Regions from separate parts of the Homo sapiens genome. Here region 1 is linked to region 2. The links are chromatin contacts, found by Hi-C in ENCODE. All regions are on one chromosome and are shown on one strand. Each heading gives the region's core, a stretch centred on a gene start or an enhancer-like site at or near the end of the contact. The rest is flanking DNA. Distances are from core to core; before and after follow the strand shown. Region 1 overlaps WWC3 (WWC family member 3). Region 2 overlaps TBL1X (transducin beta like 1 X-linked).

Region 1 (7,241 bases), core at 4,391-6,890, 440 kb after region 2:
GCCAAGCTCTTTAAACCCCTTCGGCATGTCCCCTTCCCTGTTGGTGGAAAGAGGAAGGTATTAAAGGGGCCTACTGTGGCCACACGTCACAGTGTCATTTCCATTTGTAAACCAGGAGTGTTTCCTTCTAGAGGCAAACATATTTATTCATGGAGTTGTCCAACAACTGTGTATTGAGTGCCTATCCACAATAGGCTCGATTCTAGGCGGTGGGCCTACTGCAGTAGGAATAAATTTTATTCTACAAAATTACTAAGTAGAAAAAAGTAGAAGGAAGGAAAACAAAAATACCTCCAACCCCATGGCCTGGAGATGGCAACGGCTGCTGTTTTGTTTCATTTGCTTCTAATGTTTTAACTGTATAGATCTTAGAATTATATTTGTTCTTCTCTAGAAGGTGGCCTAGTATGAGGGAATCTGATTTGTTCCAAGGAATTTCAACAGATGACTGCGTGCTCTGCGTTTGAGCTCATCTGCTAGTTATCTGTCCTTCTGCTCACTTACCACTCCTCCCATCCATCCAAGCAGCCATCCCCAGCCACCCACCCAGCCAGCCATCTAGCCACCCACCCAGCCACCCACCCAGCCACCCATCCAGCCACCCATCCAGCCACCTACCCAGCCAGCCATCCACCAACCCAGCCACCCATCCAGCCACCCACCCAGCCACCCAGCCACCCATCCAGCCACCCACCCACCCATCCAGCCACCCACCCATCCAGCCACCCACCCACACATTGACCCATCCCTGTGCCCACTCCTCTTCTCACGCATCCCCTCCCCCGTGCACTGTGCCTGGCGCTTCCACAGAGTAGCAGGCACTGCTCAGGGTGCCAGGGATGTATTTTTCAAACGGGACAAAAGCAGTCTCTGTGATCTTGGCCCTTGTGACCTGGGTGCTTTTAGAATGGGTGGTGATTGCAACCTAATTCAGCTGGAGGGAATTGATAGTGGACTGTCTTGTTATGAAAATATTCTCCCTGTCTTTGAAATGTACTAATCGACTGTCTTCTTACCTACAGGATTCTGCTTCAGGAAAAAAGGAATTGTCTACTTATGCAGCTGGAAGAAGCCACCCGCTTAACATCCTACCTCCAGTCCCAGTTAAAAAGGTAGGTTACTTTCAAAGAGAAAACTGTACTTGTTCATCATGTTCCAATGACTGGTACATGAACTCGTTTCTTGTAGCTTGACCTGAAATGTTGTTAACACAGAATGGATACATTATATTTTTAACATGCTACTACTGTATGACTCAAGGAATATGGAGAGAACCACATTTGGCTTCAGGGTAAATAAGAGGCCTGAAGTCAGATGTATTCAAGGATTTTGTAACCTAATTAACAGTTTCAGAAGTGTACATCTATACACGTGCGCATTTTTGTTTTGGGTTTTTTTTAAAAGCATACGAACTTTTTAAGCTAGTAAGATTTGGCTGCTCAAGAATGGCCAATGTCAAGGGCCTCAGATGTGTCATTTTCTCAGATATTCCTCCTAACAATGCCCCAGGTGGGAACTGTTCTCACCCCAGCCCCAGTGGGAGCCCAGAGGGGGTGAATGGCTTGACCAAGTGTACCTGGCTAGTATGTGTTCCAGCCAGGACTGGGACTGGGACTTGGGCACGGGTCTCTGCTGTTGCCCACTGCTCTCTGCCACCCTTTCCGTGCTCACAGGGTGAGCAGGGGTGGCTGCCCTGCCATCTCAGATGGCCATGCTGTCTCATTTCAGCCTGTGTGCCAGCACCCTGACGGTGTCCTCGGGGAGCAGCCGCGGGTCCCTAGCCTCCAGCCGTGGGTCTCTGGCCTCCAGCCGGGGCTCCCTGAGCTCGGTCAGCTTCACGGACATCTACGGCCTCCCGCAGTACGAGAAGCCCGACGCTGAGGGCAGCCAGCTTCTACGCTTCGACCTCATTCCCTTCGACTCTCTGGGGCGAGATGCTCCCTTTTCAGAGCCCCCAGGCCCCTCGGGCTTCCACAAGCAGAGGCGGTCCCTGGACACGCCCCAGTCCCTGGCATCGCTGTCCTCCCGCTCCTCGCTGTCCTCGCTGTCGCCCCCAAGCTCGCCCCTGGACACGCCCTTCCTCCCTGCCTCACGGGACTCGCCGCTGGCGCAGCTGGCGGACAGCTGTGAGGGGCCAGGCCTGGGCGCCCTAGACAGACTGCGGGCACACGCCTCGGCTATGGGGGACGAAGACTTACCAGGCATGGCGGCCCTTCAGCCACACGGGGTCCCCGGGGATGGGGAAGGGCCGCACGAGCGAGGACCCCCACCAGCCAGCGCTCCCGTGGGTGGAAGTAAGTGCGGATGTGGCCTCCTGCGGGGCGAGGGTTACCTGCAGGGCGGAAACTGTGGGGTCCAGAGTGAGGATGGCTGGCTTTCCAGGTCCATGGTGAGCTTTACGTTTAGGAATATTGATGTGATCGGGAAGAGCACACACCTGCTCTTTCTGATCTGTGTTGGGGAAAGATCATTGAAATTGACAAAGTTGTCTTTCCTAGGTATTTGGCTTGTTTTCAAAAAATACTTAATTGTTGAAAACTAGGGTAAGAACTACACAGGCTTCCACATTCAGAGGCTGCTGGAGATGGATTAGGGCCTTCATGACCTTTGCAGCGTGCGTGCCGAGATGGAACCGTCAGTGTGTGCCCGCCTGAGACCATTATGCCAACAGGTGTCTGGTTGTAGCTAGTGGAAATCTTGACTTCTTTTGTTGCTTTGACATCTCTTTATCTTTTATAGTTTTCATAGTTTCCAAGAACATAGGTCTATCAAATGTGGAAGTGAAAATAATTGTGTAATTTCAAAAGACATGCCTGTAAGTATCGGTCATTTCTACTGATTTGGTTTCTCTGGTGATTCTTCAAATGGAAAAACACGGAGCTCCGTGGAGCCTCATCCATTCAGTTGGTGTTGGTTCAGCTCCTCCTCGGAGCTGGGGTCTTTCAGCTTGTAGCCTGCTTGGAAGACCAAACTGCTATTGAAGGGAATATTGACCCCATGTGCTTTTCTCAGCCACCCATGGCAACTTTATCTTCCTTTGGTTTTAAAGAGGATCAAGAACAAGGTCTCCCGTTCCTGAAGTTCAGCCCATTTAATTGACTTTTATTTGCACGGCAAAAATGTTTTAAATGTTCCATTTAGGCAAACACTAGATAATTTGTGCAGCATAGTGGATCTCAGCCAGGGGTGTTTTTGCGTCCTGCCCCTGGGGAACACTTGGCAATGTCTGGAAACATTTTTGGTTGTCACAACTAGGGGATGGGAGATGCTCCTGGCATGCACAGGGCAGCACCCCCTCCCCCTCGAGAATGGTCCAGCCCCAAATGTCAAGAGGGCTGAGGCTGAGAAACCCTAGTCACGTACTATGGAGTATTTATGCGGCAAGGGGTAGAAATAAAACTAGAGAGCAGAACCAGTGTGGTGTAGTGGAAACAGCTTCAAACTAGCAGCTGGGAGACCAGGCTTTTGTTCCCTGCCCTGTCCACTTCTAGCTGTGTGACCTTGAACACATACCTGGACTGAGTCTCACCTTTTCCACCCTTGAATGCAGTGATCTTTGTGACCCCTTCCATTTGCCACCATTCTGTTACCCAAGAGATAGATGGATTGGTAGATCAATAGATAGGTTGATCACTCTATAAAATAGTAGTCTGTTGGCACTTACGTGCGTAACCAGAGGCCATCATGTTCTGAGACTGCCCCAGGGCTTTTTGGCATCTCTATTTTGGTGTCTGCCCCTGTGTTTGCAAACACACTTTGGTATCCCCAGATACATTGTTTCTGAAGTCCATATATGCAGGTATCCTTCATTAGCTTTGTTCCTCTTTATAACCACAGGTTGATTGCTCCATGTTTATTCCGTTCAGTCAGAAAAGAAATATCCAATTAGGACTTCTTTCTTAGTCTCCCTCCTCTCTCCCACCACCTTCTCCTTAAGGGATTGAGATTCCAGAATGTCAGTCTAGTTAGGCATAAAATCTGCACAAGGCCCAAGGGCCACTTTGGGTCAGAGGAGAGACAGAGTGGGAGGGAGAAGCGCTGACTTAATTTCACATCCTGGTTTCTTTATTTTTTCCTTTGCTTTCCGTGGCAGATGCTATAATGGTTGAAACTTCTTGGACTGGGAAGTATTTGCTTACGTGTGTAGACACTGCCATCTCGTGGTGGAGCCATATGTCATTCGTGATTATTTCTTGTATTACACTGCCATCTTGTGGCGGATTCGTATATGACATTGGTGATGAATTCTTGTATGGCACTGCCATCTGGTGGCGGATTCTTATATGACACCGCCAATAAATTCCTGAGTGACACTGCCATCTGGTGGTAGATTCTTATATGACATCGGTGGTGGATTCTTGCGTGACACTGCCGCCTAGCGGTAGCTTTTTATGATACTGCCATCTGGTGATGGTTTTATATGTTACATATATTACATTGTTTCAAGGACACATATGTATTATGTTGTTCTAAGGACACGTTTATTTGTATCCTTAGAAACTTGAAATAGTTGACCCTGCTGGGTGTCCCCAGAGGGCCGGGTTGGGTAGCCAGCTTCAGGCATGGACACAGGGGGGGCTCCTCGCCTCCCCTGCCCCATCATGTATCAGCTGTGCTGGGAACACTGCAGTCTAAGTTTGGCCCCCAGCAAGTCTTAGTAAGACAAAATTTTTGTAAGATAAAAATCAAAGTTGTCCAAACTTGCAAACCAGCCTCTGAATGATTTTTTCCTTGTGTTTTCAATCAATCGGAGGAAACAGAAGGCAGGTCAGAGGAGTGGGGCAATACACTGTGATTTTTCATACTATTTACGTTTTTGTTACAGTTTTGTCTTCCCTGGATTTTAAAAGTCAAATGTGTTATGATTATGAAATACTTAGCTATTTTCATCTACCCATTAGTATTTGCTAATCAAAACCTGTAAAAATCTTGACTTTGCTCATATTGATGTTTTTATGATATTGATATTCTGTTTAATGTTGTTGGCTTAAATTCTGCAGTGTTTTCACTTTGTGCTTTTTTTTTTTTTTATCTCCTCATGCGGCTCGACAGAAGTGCTCACTGTAAGTGGCCTTGGGAGTCCCCTTGCTCAGCGTTGTTGCTCAGGCCCCAGGCATACGTTTGTGCTGTGGATGGATGTGTTCAGGATGGCTGGGGTGTGGCCAACGACGGTTATCTTATAGCTGTGCTTCAACACAAGTTGGCAATTGGCCTTATTGTTATCTCATTGTTAATATTCAAGCTGTTTAAGAACTTTCCTAGAAGCTTTCACTGTTCATTCCCTGTATGTGTTTGTTTCTGGAATGTAATGGCGTTCGTTGCTGTCATATGCCACCTGGCAGCTCTGCTATGCTGTGGTTTTGACTGTATTTTCTTCCTTTTTACCAAGCACTGTTCACATCCTTGGCTCTTAGTGTCTGTCTGTCTTGAATGATGAAAAGGGAGTAAAGAGATTTTCACATGAACATGGGGAAGATTTGACCCTTGTCTCCCTGGCACTGCTCCTGAGGGTCCACCTCTGTGCCTTGAAGCCCCAGGGCAGGTGTCCGGGGTGTGGAGCGTGGAGTCTGTGCTTTTTCTCAGCCGGGGCAGTTGCCGACAGGACTTCCTCCTGGCAGTTCCTACTTCCACCCACCCTGTGGGTCCAGTGACTCAGCCTGGGCTTCGAGGATTAGCTCCTTCATTTCTTTCCTCTCTGTATTGACTTCTATGGCAATGATGAGAGAGAAACGTGGCCAGACTTGCGCCTTGGGCTGGGTTGGTTGCAGGTGCTTAGGCTCATTACCTGGTGCTGTTTCCCTGCAGGCATCTACAGCTGAGTCTGGGGACCACGCGTGTCAAGGCTGGGAATGCAAATGGTAGTGGTGGTTTCCTTTGCTGGGGGTTGATGCAGTGGTTGGGGGGGCTTCCATTTGCAGTTGAGGGCCAGGTGTTTGGGTCCTTCCATGTGGCAGGGATAAAGAGGAGAGCTGGCATCTGGAGTCATGATCTGTCTGAGAGGCAGTGCCTCCGGCCACCGTAGGATGGAGGCCAGCTTCCAGCCCTGGCTGATGGGGGAGAAGCAGCGAATTCTCCAGATGTGGTATGGCAGACCTTTGGAAGATTCACTCGGCCTCCACTTAACCTTGTGAGACCAAAGGCCACAGCCCCATGTGTTCTGCGTGCTGTTGAACATGTTTGTATTTCATTGGCGTGGATGATAATTTGGTTGAAAGGAGAGATGGTCACCAGTGGACTCAGTTTAGGAAGGCACAAAGGTCAACCCTTTCCGTTTCTAGAACTTAGCCAAAGAAAAGTGCGGAGATGGAAGCGGGAGCTGGCTTTGAGTGACGGTGGAGTGCCCAGCTGGGGCTTCCAATTTGATTCCGTGTTCCAGCCGAGTGTGCCCCTCCACAAAACAGACTCCTGGGCTCACAGTTGCATTTAGCGCGGGAAGATGATATACATGTTTGTATTGGTTTTGTTAAAAGGAACTTATTGCTATGAGGAAATGGGTAGAAACGGCTGATGAAATGTTAAAAGGAAACATTTCAATGGCTATTTTTGGCTCTTGAATAAAATAGATGTGAAAGATAAAAATAAGCATAGCAGGAATAGCAGCGTGCTAACCCAGAAGGGCGGCTGGAAGGCTCCTGCCTGCGGTCACTGAGACAGCCACGCTTGAGCCCCAGCTTCCTCCCCCGGGGCCGCAGGCCTCCCAGGTGGTGTTTTCAGAGAATGAGTGTGGGTTCAACTGTGTCCTCTGCTTTGAAGGTTGCTAATTTTTCTAGGGTTTATTTGGATAATTAAAATGTTTTTTTCCTGAGTATAAAAGCAGTATTTGTTGTATAAAACATGGGAAATACCCGACAGCATAAAGAAGGCAGTGAAAACCATGACCTCTTGGCGAGCGCCGCTGCTGTTCCCATCGGGCTAATGCTGCTTTCCTGTCTCGTTTGTGTGCGCGGCTTTCAGAAAGTGCCATTTGAGGGGCTTCTCATCGTCATCTTATGTTCTGTGTGTTCATTAAGGGGGTGGAAATAGATTTATGAATCCAAGAGGTAGCAGAAGTTCATTTCTTCAATTTTCCCATATGAAAAACAACTAGAGCACAGCATGTCTCCGTGTGTGTGTGTCCCAGCGAGTCTCTGGAACACTCATTGACGAAGTGTGTGCTCCAGCGTCAAGGACCCCGGTCCCCGGTGCTGTTATTTCCTGACCCTGTGTGTGTCCCTTACTTACAGCAGTGACTCTTCGAGAAG
Region 2 (7,503 bases), core at 2,773-5,272:
ATATCTCACATTTGTCAAGCACTTGCTGTGTGCCAGGCATGATTCTAAATATTGACAGATGAAACTGTTTATTCCTACCAATCCCTAGGAAGTAGAAACAGCTCCATCCTCATTTACAGATGAGAAACCCAAGGTACTGAGAAGGTCCTGGCCTACCCAAGTCACTTCAAGGAGGTCATACAGCTGGGATTCAGAACACCATCCATCTGGCTTTGGAATCTTTCTCATTTTTTCATTTATTCAACATTCATTGAAAATAATGTAATAAAAATTATATATGTGTATCTATATCTACCTATAGATGCATATGTATATATGTATATATAGCTATCATGTGCTACGTGATGCTTTCAAATACAGTTGGCCCTCCATATCCTCAGGTTCCCCATCCACAAATTCAACCAACTGTGACTCAAAAATAAATTGGGGGCTAGGTGCGGTGGCTCACGCCTGTAGTAATCCCAGCACTTTGGGAGGCCGAGGTGGGTGGATCACCTGAGGTCAGGAGTTTGAGACCAGCCTGTCCAACATAGTGAAACCCCATCTCTACTAAAACTACAAAATTAGCTGGGCATAGTGGTGCATGCCTGTAATCCCAGTTACTTGGGAGGCTGAGGCAGGAGAATCACTTGAACCCGGGAGGCAGAGGTTGCAGTGAGCTGAGATCGTGCACTTGCACTCCAGCCTGGGCAATGAGCGAAATTCTTTCTCAGAAATAATAATAATAATAAATTGGAAAAATAATACATTGGAAAAAACAAAAATAACAATACAACAATTAAGATAATACATATATTTTTAATTTTTAAAAGTGGCAGTTTTATTAGAGCAAGTATGAAAATATGAATTAAGGTTGCAATGAGCAGCGCAGCAGAGAAGGGGCTGCCTGCCCTCCTCCCCCCGCCCGATATATATTTCATGTGTGGGACAGGGTCTCACTGCATTGCCCAGGCTGGAATGCAGTGGCATGATCTTGCCTCACTGCAGCCTCAGCCTCCTGGGCTCAAGCAGTCCTCCCACCTCAGTCTCCCCAAGTAGCTGGGACCACAGGAATGTGCTACCACACCCAGCTAATTTTTCGTAGTTTTTATAGTGGCAGTGTTTCACCATGTTGCCCAGACTAGTCTCGAACTCCTGGGCTCAAGCGATTCACCCACCTTCGCCTCCAAAAAAGTGCTGGGATTACAAGTGTGAGTCACTGCGCCTGACCTATTTATTGTTTTTTAAAGACAGAGTCTCTCTCTGTTGGCCAGGCTGGAGTGCAGTGGCACAATCATGGCTCACCGTAGCCTCAGCCTCCTGGGCACAAATGATCCTCCCGCCTCAGCCCCCCCCCCCCCCCCCCCCCCCCAGTAGCTGTGAGTGCAGGCACGGGCCACCACACTCAACTAATTATTTTTATTTTTTGTAAAGATGGGGTCTCATTTTGTTGCCCAGTCTGGTGTTGAACCCCTGGCTTCAAATGATCCTTCCACCTCGACCTTGCAAAGTGCTGGGATTACAGGCATAAGCCACCACACCCAGTGCCAATCTTAGTTCTTTGCTCGTTATCTGAATTTTCACCATATTTGCATACACCTGGAGTATTTTCTTAAATTGAAACAGTTGCTTTTTATTAGATATACCAATACCTGTTAGTTTACGAGTTTCATTTAGTTCTATTGTTCGCATAACATACATTTAAATAGCTATTAAATTTCAAACATTTGCCCTCACGCTACTTAAAATTATTTTGAGTACCGTCAGAAATGTGGAGGCCACAAGAGAGTACTTGAATGCAGCAGTTGTCACCTTTTCTCCAGCAGCTTGAGAAAGGGCATAGAGTGCTATCTGAGCTGGATTTGAACCAGAAGTTTTTAGGCAAAGTAAGAAGAGCACTTCAAGAAAAATAAAGAGCAAACCCCAGCATTTTTGAGGAGAATGCGCCATCTTGGTGATGCGGACCTAGGACACATGATGGCAGGAAGGAGGAAAAGATGCTGGCAAGTAGGGTTAGTGGCACATTAACACCAGCTGAGACACGGGAACCTGTCCAGTTAGAAGCCGTTGATTCATTGTTGAAAGATAAAACTGGATGTAGTGTGAGTAAAGGATGACCTGCCTGCTTGGTGAAAAATTAGTAACCACAGAGGTGGCTGTCAAAACCAACCAGCAACCAGGGAAAATGCTTATAGTGTGCTAGGTAAAAGAGAACAGGGATACAATATTCTGTGACCATGATGATTATACATAGAAATTAAGACGCACAGGCCAGGCGCGGTAGCTCACGCCCAGCAAGTAATCCCAGCACTTTGGGAGGCCGAGGCAGGTGGATCACCTGAGGTCAGGAGTTCGAGACCAGCCTGGCTAACATGAAATGAAACCCCATTTCTACTAAAAATACAAAAATTACCTGGGCGTGGTGGCATGCGCCTGTAATCCCAGCTATTCGAGAGGCTGAGGCAGGAGAATCGCTTGAACCTGCGAGGCGGAGGTTGCAGTGAGCCGAGATCATGCCATTGCACTCCAGCCTGGGTGACAAGAATGCAACTCTGTCTCAAAAAAAAAAAAAAAAAGAAGAAAGTAATTAAGATACATAGAGAAAAGGGACTGGAAGAAATCCCCCAATGTGAGAACAGGAGTTGTGTTGATTGTTTAACAATGTGAGTTAATTTCTCCATCTTCCAAATTGCTTTCTCTTATATTCCCAAAGTCATATCTTGACTTTTGTTTGAGTGTGATTTGCAATGGTGCTATCCGTCGTAAATCTCTGGTTTAGCATTCATGCTGTCTTCCAATTTCCAAATATTGAATCCAGAATTCATGAGTGTTCCAAGGTGCTGGAGACCACACTGTAGGGCTGGAGGACATGAGCGTCTCTGCACCTAGCTCTTCCTAGTAGCTGACTTGCAGCAGGAGCTGAGGCTTCTCCTGGCATCACCTCCACTACAATTCTCTGTGAGCATTTCCAGGAAGCAGCACCCCCTACCCTAGCCGAGGCCCGTCCAAGGTTGTCTCGTTGTCCTAGCCCGCCATTGCCCTGGGAGGAAGTAGCCACATGAGTTTATGGCCTGAGTAATGCTTTTCCCTCCTGGATGCTCCCCACATCTAGAGGATATGAAAATAGTCTTGGCAAGGGTGCCTGGTCTGCGCTTGTCAGCGGCCTGAGCTGTATTCAGCCACCACCCTTGGGGTCCAGGCCAGATGTTATGGCAAAACCGTATTTTAACGAGATCCTTCTGGTATTTCTTTTGGACGCCGTCCGAGGCAGCTTCATTTTACGCTAAATTCCATGTTATGGTGGGTCATCTCAAACAGGTCTGCAGCGCATAAAAATGTTCTCACTGCACTCTGTTTTCTGTAGCAAAATGTTGTTGGAGGTTAGGATGGGAGTTGAGGACTGGGCCTTGAGGGTTTTTTTCATATAAACACATTAAAATGGAAAGCTGATATGAACACGTTCAGTGATATAGACTGCAAAGGCAAAAAGAATTCTCCCCAGCATATTTTTTTTTCTTTTTACCATGGATGTAATTGGAGTTTACATATGATAAGAACTGCTTCTTGGGCAGAAAATGTAATCCTCTGGTGAGACTAATCCATCATTGTTGAAGTGAAGGGAACTGGTAGTGAATTCGCCCCACAGATGAAGATAGGATTTCTAATTCCCTCGCCTTTTCTGTTTACTGTTCCTAACTCCGTGAGAGTGTGCGTGTGTGTCTGTGTTTTCTTCACCATTTGATTTTTCATCCCGGCTCCCACTTCCTCATCCTTGGCCTCTCTCGCATCTTTATTTTTATCACACCCTCCCCACCTCCACCACCTTGTCCCAGCACTGAGAGGAAAGTGGGCAGCTTTCCAGGCAGCTGCAGTCCTGCTGGAGAAACCTTTATGATCCAGGAAATATTGACTGAGGAGAAGCTGTGCTGACTCCGCTATGAATAAGGAGGTTGGAAAACTGTCAGCATTTGCAGAAACAAAAGGAAGTGCTACATATACGTTTTGGTTTCATAATGACTGTATTGTAAAACCCCTTCTCTTTAGCCTACTAGATTGGACAAGTGTGTTAACCAGTGGCTGTTTGGTATCCATTGATCATAGAGCTAGACCAACAACCAAAGTTGTTTACCTCTCATAAGGTGGCTTTTGCAGGCGTGCCAAAATCATATTATGAAACTCCCAGCCACAAATTCTGACATGTATTTTCACTTCCTATCCAATAAGGGATATCCCCACCCCTTTACTCCCCGACTACTGTAGTCATAAAGGTACACTCCTAGTTCCTCCCTCTCTCTTTCTCAGCTTCTCGGTCCCTGTGTGTGATAAGGTTTCTTGTTGCCCTGTGTGGCATGGTGTGGCACGCCCCAGCATACTCCCTTCCTTGGGAACTGAGTAATAAATTCTTTCAATGGCATTAGCCTCTTTGTGTTGTCACTCAGTCACCTCCATAAATTAAAACCCTTCAGGTTTTGTTGGCACTGTAAGGTAATTTATTTTCTCTACATAGGATTTTAGAATTGAAAGGGACCTTGTAGATCATTGAATTCCACCTGTCCATGGGTCAGAAAAGGGAGCTGGGGAAACTGTTAGGGGGCAGATCCAGGCCTTGGAGCACCTGGTTAAATGTGTTCTCCCCATAAGCCTAAGAAATGGTACCAAATTCTTATGTCATTGCATCCAATATGGTCCTTCCTTCTTTCTTCTCTTCTGTTTCTTTCCTTTGCTCTCAAGACTGGTGTATCACTTTGTCTCCCAGGCTGAAGTAAAGTGTGTTTGTTATATTGCAGTGGTTTTTTATTCGTATTATTATCATCATATTGTTTTTTGTTGTTTTTTTCTGGATATTTTTGATCTGTGGTTGGTTGATTTGGTGGACGCAGAACTATCGGATATGGAGAGTCAACTGTATATAAAATCAGGTCAGCACACTTTTCCTGTAGAGGAGCAGATAGTAAATATCCTCAGCTTTATGAGCCATGTGGTCTCTGTTGCACCTACTCAACTCTCCCATTGTAGTGTGAAAATAGCCATAGACAACACATCAACTCATGGGTGTGGTTGTATCTCAATAAAACTTTATTTACACACACTGGCAGTGAGCCAGACTTGGTCTGTGGGCCTCAGTTTGCAAGCCCATGATCTAGGCAATGCACAGATAGCAGATGGTGTCCCTCAGCTTTGGATAGCTGTAAGTATTACAAGTATGTGAGTCTGTTAAATACTTAATAAAAATTCCAGTTTTAATGTTACAAATTGATACCCTTGGTATTTGTTTTAGCTGAAGATGCAAAACCAACTCCACAGCTGCCTGAGTATTAAATTCTACTTTTCTCTGCCAAATAAGCAGTATTTCTAAAGGCCAGTGATTGATAACTTAGCAGATTTTGCTGATGAATCAGGCCAACATTAGCTGAGCATAGTAGTACACTGTATAACTCAAATGGTTTGTGAAGTCATTTGTGAGGGGTGTGGTTTAGCAGTGTCATAATTGCAAGAAACGCAATACATGTACTTGGTTTGTTTTAAATGTTTATGTTGCCTAGTTAGATGAGACAAATTCTTATACAGACTGTTTCCTCTCTTGTGAGACTATTACACGTTTTATTCCAAATGGACAGGACTTTACATGGAAGATCCTACCATCCTTTATAAAATGTCATCCTTTGTGTAAGCCTTTCAGTTTATCATGATTATACTCTTTTTTTTCTCCCTGGGAATAATTTTACCTCATCTGGTTATGCTCTGTTACTGTGTGTTATGTTATCTAAGGTCTATGACCAATTGCATGCAGAGGGTGGCTTGCTTTTCAATAGCAACAACCAAGAACCAAGCAGAAATGTAAGGAGAGTAGAGCTGGGGGTAGTGGCCTTTCAGGGTGTCAATTCCCCAACCATGGTGGGGTTGATGGGACAATATTGGAAACATTTTTGGTTGTTACAATGGGAGTGTGCTACTGGCATCTAGTGGGTAGAGGCCGGGGGTGCTGCTCAACATCGTACAATGCATGGGACTGTGTCCCCCACAGCAAGGAATGAGCCAGCCTAAAAGTCAGCCATGCTGTGCTTGAGAAGCCCTGCTGTCAAGAGATTCATCAGGAATACGCCTCCTAAGTAGGTGGCAAGCCTAGCGTCTTCAGGAATGTCTCTAGGCTAGCCTACTGGTGACACCAAGGACACTAACCCATCACCCTCACACGATCTTTCATCGAGGTACCACCAAGCTCTTTGTTCTCCTGCCCTTTAACTACTTCTGCACCTGCCGCAGGGGCAGTCCTTGGTGCTTCGTTTATCATTGACATTCTGGTCTTTGTTCCTACGGATGTCTTGTTGGGCAGAAGAGATGTGTTCAGAGATGCGGGAAAGCTGAGGAGGCACAAGGCACCGAAGTCTCACCACTCTGGCAGACTGCATATGAATGTGCCCATTAGCCCTGGAGTCCAAGTGGGAGGGGTGAGATGCTGGCAGGTGTGGAGGCAGGCATTACCTTCCGCAGCACCCTGGCACCTGGTTCTGGCAACTGTGGCCTAAGAGGAAGTGGTCAAGCAGCCTCTAGTACATAGTCCTTGGGCATTGTCTTAGTTAGTATGGGCTATAACCAACACCTTAGACTGGGTAATTTATATACAACCAAAGTGTATTGCTCACAGTCCTGGAGGCTGGGAAGTCCAAGATCAAGACGCCAGCAGATTTGGTGTCTGGTGAGGTCCTGTTTCACATGGATGGCTCCTTCTGTGTCTTCACATGGTGGAAGGTGCAGGGGAGCTTGCTTGAGCCTCTTTTATAGGGACACTGATCCCATTCACGAGAGTGGATCCCTCATGATTTAATTGCTTCCTGAAGGCCCCACCCCTTAATACCGTCACTTTGGGGATTTGTCTCCCACATACAAATCTGGGGGGGACACAAACATTCAGAACGTAGCAGGCATCTTCCTGTCCCAGAATGAATATCAGAACTAGCAAATATCCTAGCAGCCATTTCATCTGACATCCTTATTGTTCCAACAAGGAAAGCTGGGACAGCAACCTTTCCACTCACTGTGGTCTCCTCTCCATCAAATGTGTTGGGGGTCTGGCTGCTGTCCCATCTATGTGTCTCATCAGCACCTCAAGGTACTTTTTATCCCTATATCACAGAGGAGGAAATGCAGGCCCAGCCAAATGAAGCGACATGGGCCAGGCACCAGTGGCAGAACGAGGACAGAACCCAGCCATCCTGCCTGCTGCTGACATTTTCTCCATCCAGCCCTCCTGCTTGCCTTCATGAGACCACATGGCCAGAAATCAGTAAGAAAATCTTGCAAGCAAATGGACTGAAAAACCATTGCTCTAGAGGCCATGTAGAGATCCATTCAGAGAAATGCAGCTAGTGAAAATTTCAGCAAATAGGAGGACTTCTGTTAACCATGGCATGGAATGCACATCTCCCAGGTCTTTATGAAGGTGCCTAATTTCCAGTCATGACCTACCCTCTCCAAAAGAGGACCCAAGCTGATGAAAGACCTTCGAGGTACCCCTGTAGAACT

What was found. A loop is a pair of places that touch in the nucleus more often than their neighbours do. Pooled maps may share reads with other maps.
Region 1: a map of B cell shows a loop between it and region 2 (30-fold over the local background). The contact joins two enhancer-like sites. A Hi-C loop is called at or near these places in 1 of 168 maps with a recorded cell type or tissue (B cell), 3 of 37 single-sample maps with no recorded cell type and 5 of 50 pooled maps.

Annotation. Positions count from the first base shown.
Region 1 is chrX:10,115,396-10,122,636 of GRCh38, forward strand. It overlaps WWC3 (WWC family member 3), which reads left to right. Exons shown (of 24, transcript NM_015691.5): 11 at 1,023-1,112; 12 at 1,729-2,294; 13 at 7,224-7,241. Among named protein-coding and RNA genes, the nearest start is that of CLCN4, 38 kb to the right of the region's middle. RefSeq lists an enhancer at 4,034-4,328. Within about 2 kb of position 5,641, at least 4 of the 41 ENCODE cell types and tissues checked have a DNase peak (open chromatin) inside an H3K27ac peak, as active enhancers do.
Region 2 is chrX:9,673,354-9,680,856 of GRCh38, forward strand. All of the region lies in intron 5 of TBL1X (transducin beta like 1 X-linked), which reads left to right. Among named protein-coding and RNA genes, the nearest start is that of GPR143, 89 kb to the right of the region's middle. Within about 2 kb of position 4,023, at least 6 of the 41 ENCODE cell types and tissues checked have a DNase peak (open chromatin) inside an H3K27ac peak, as active enhancers do.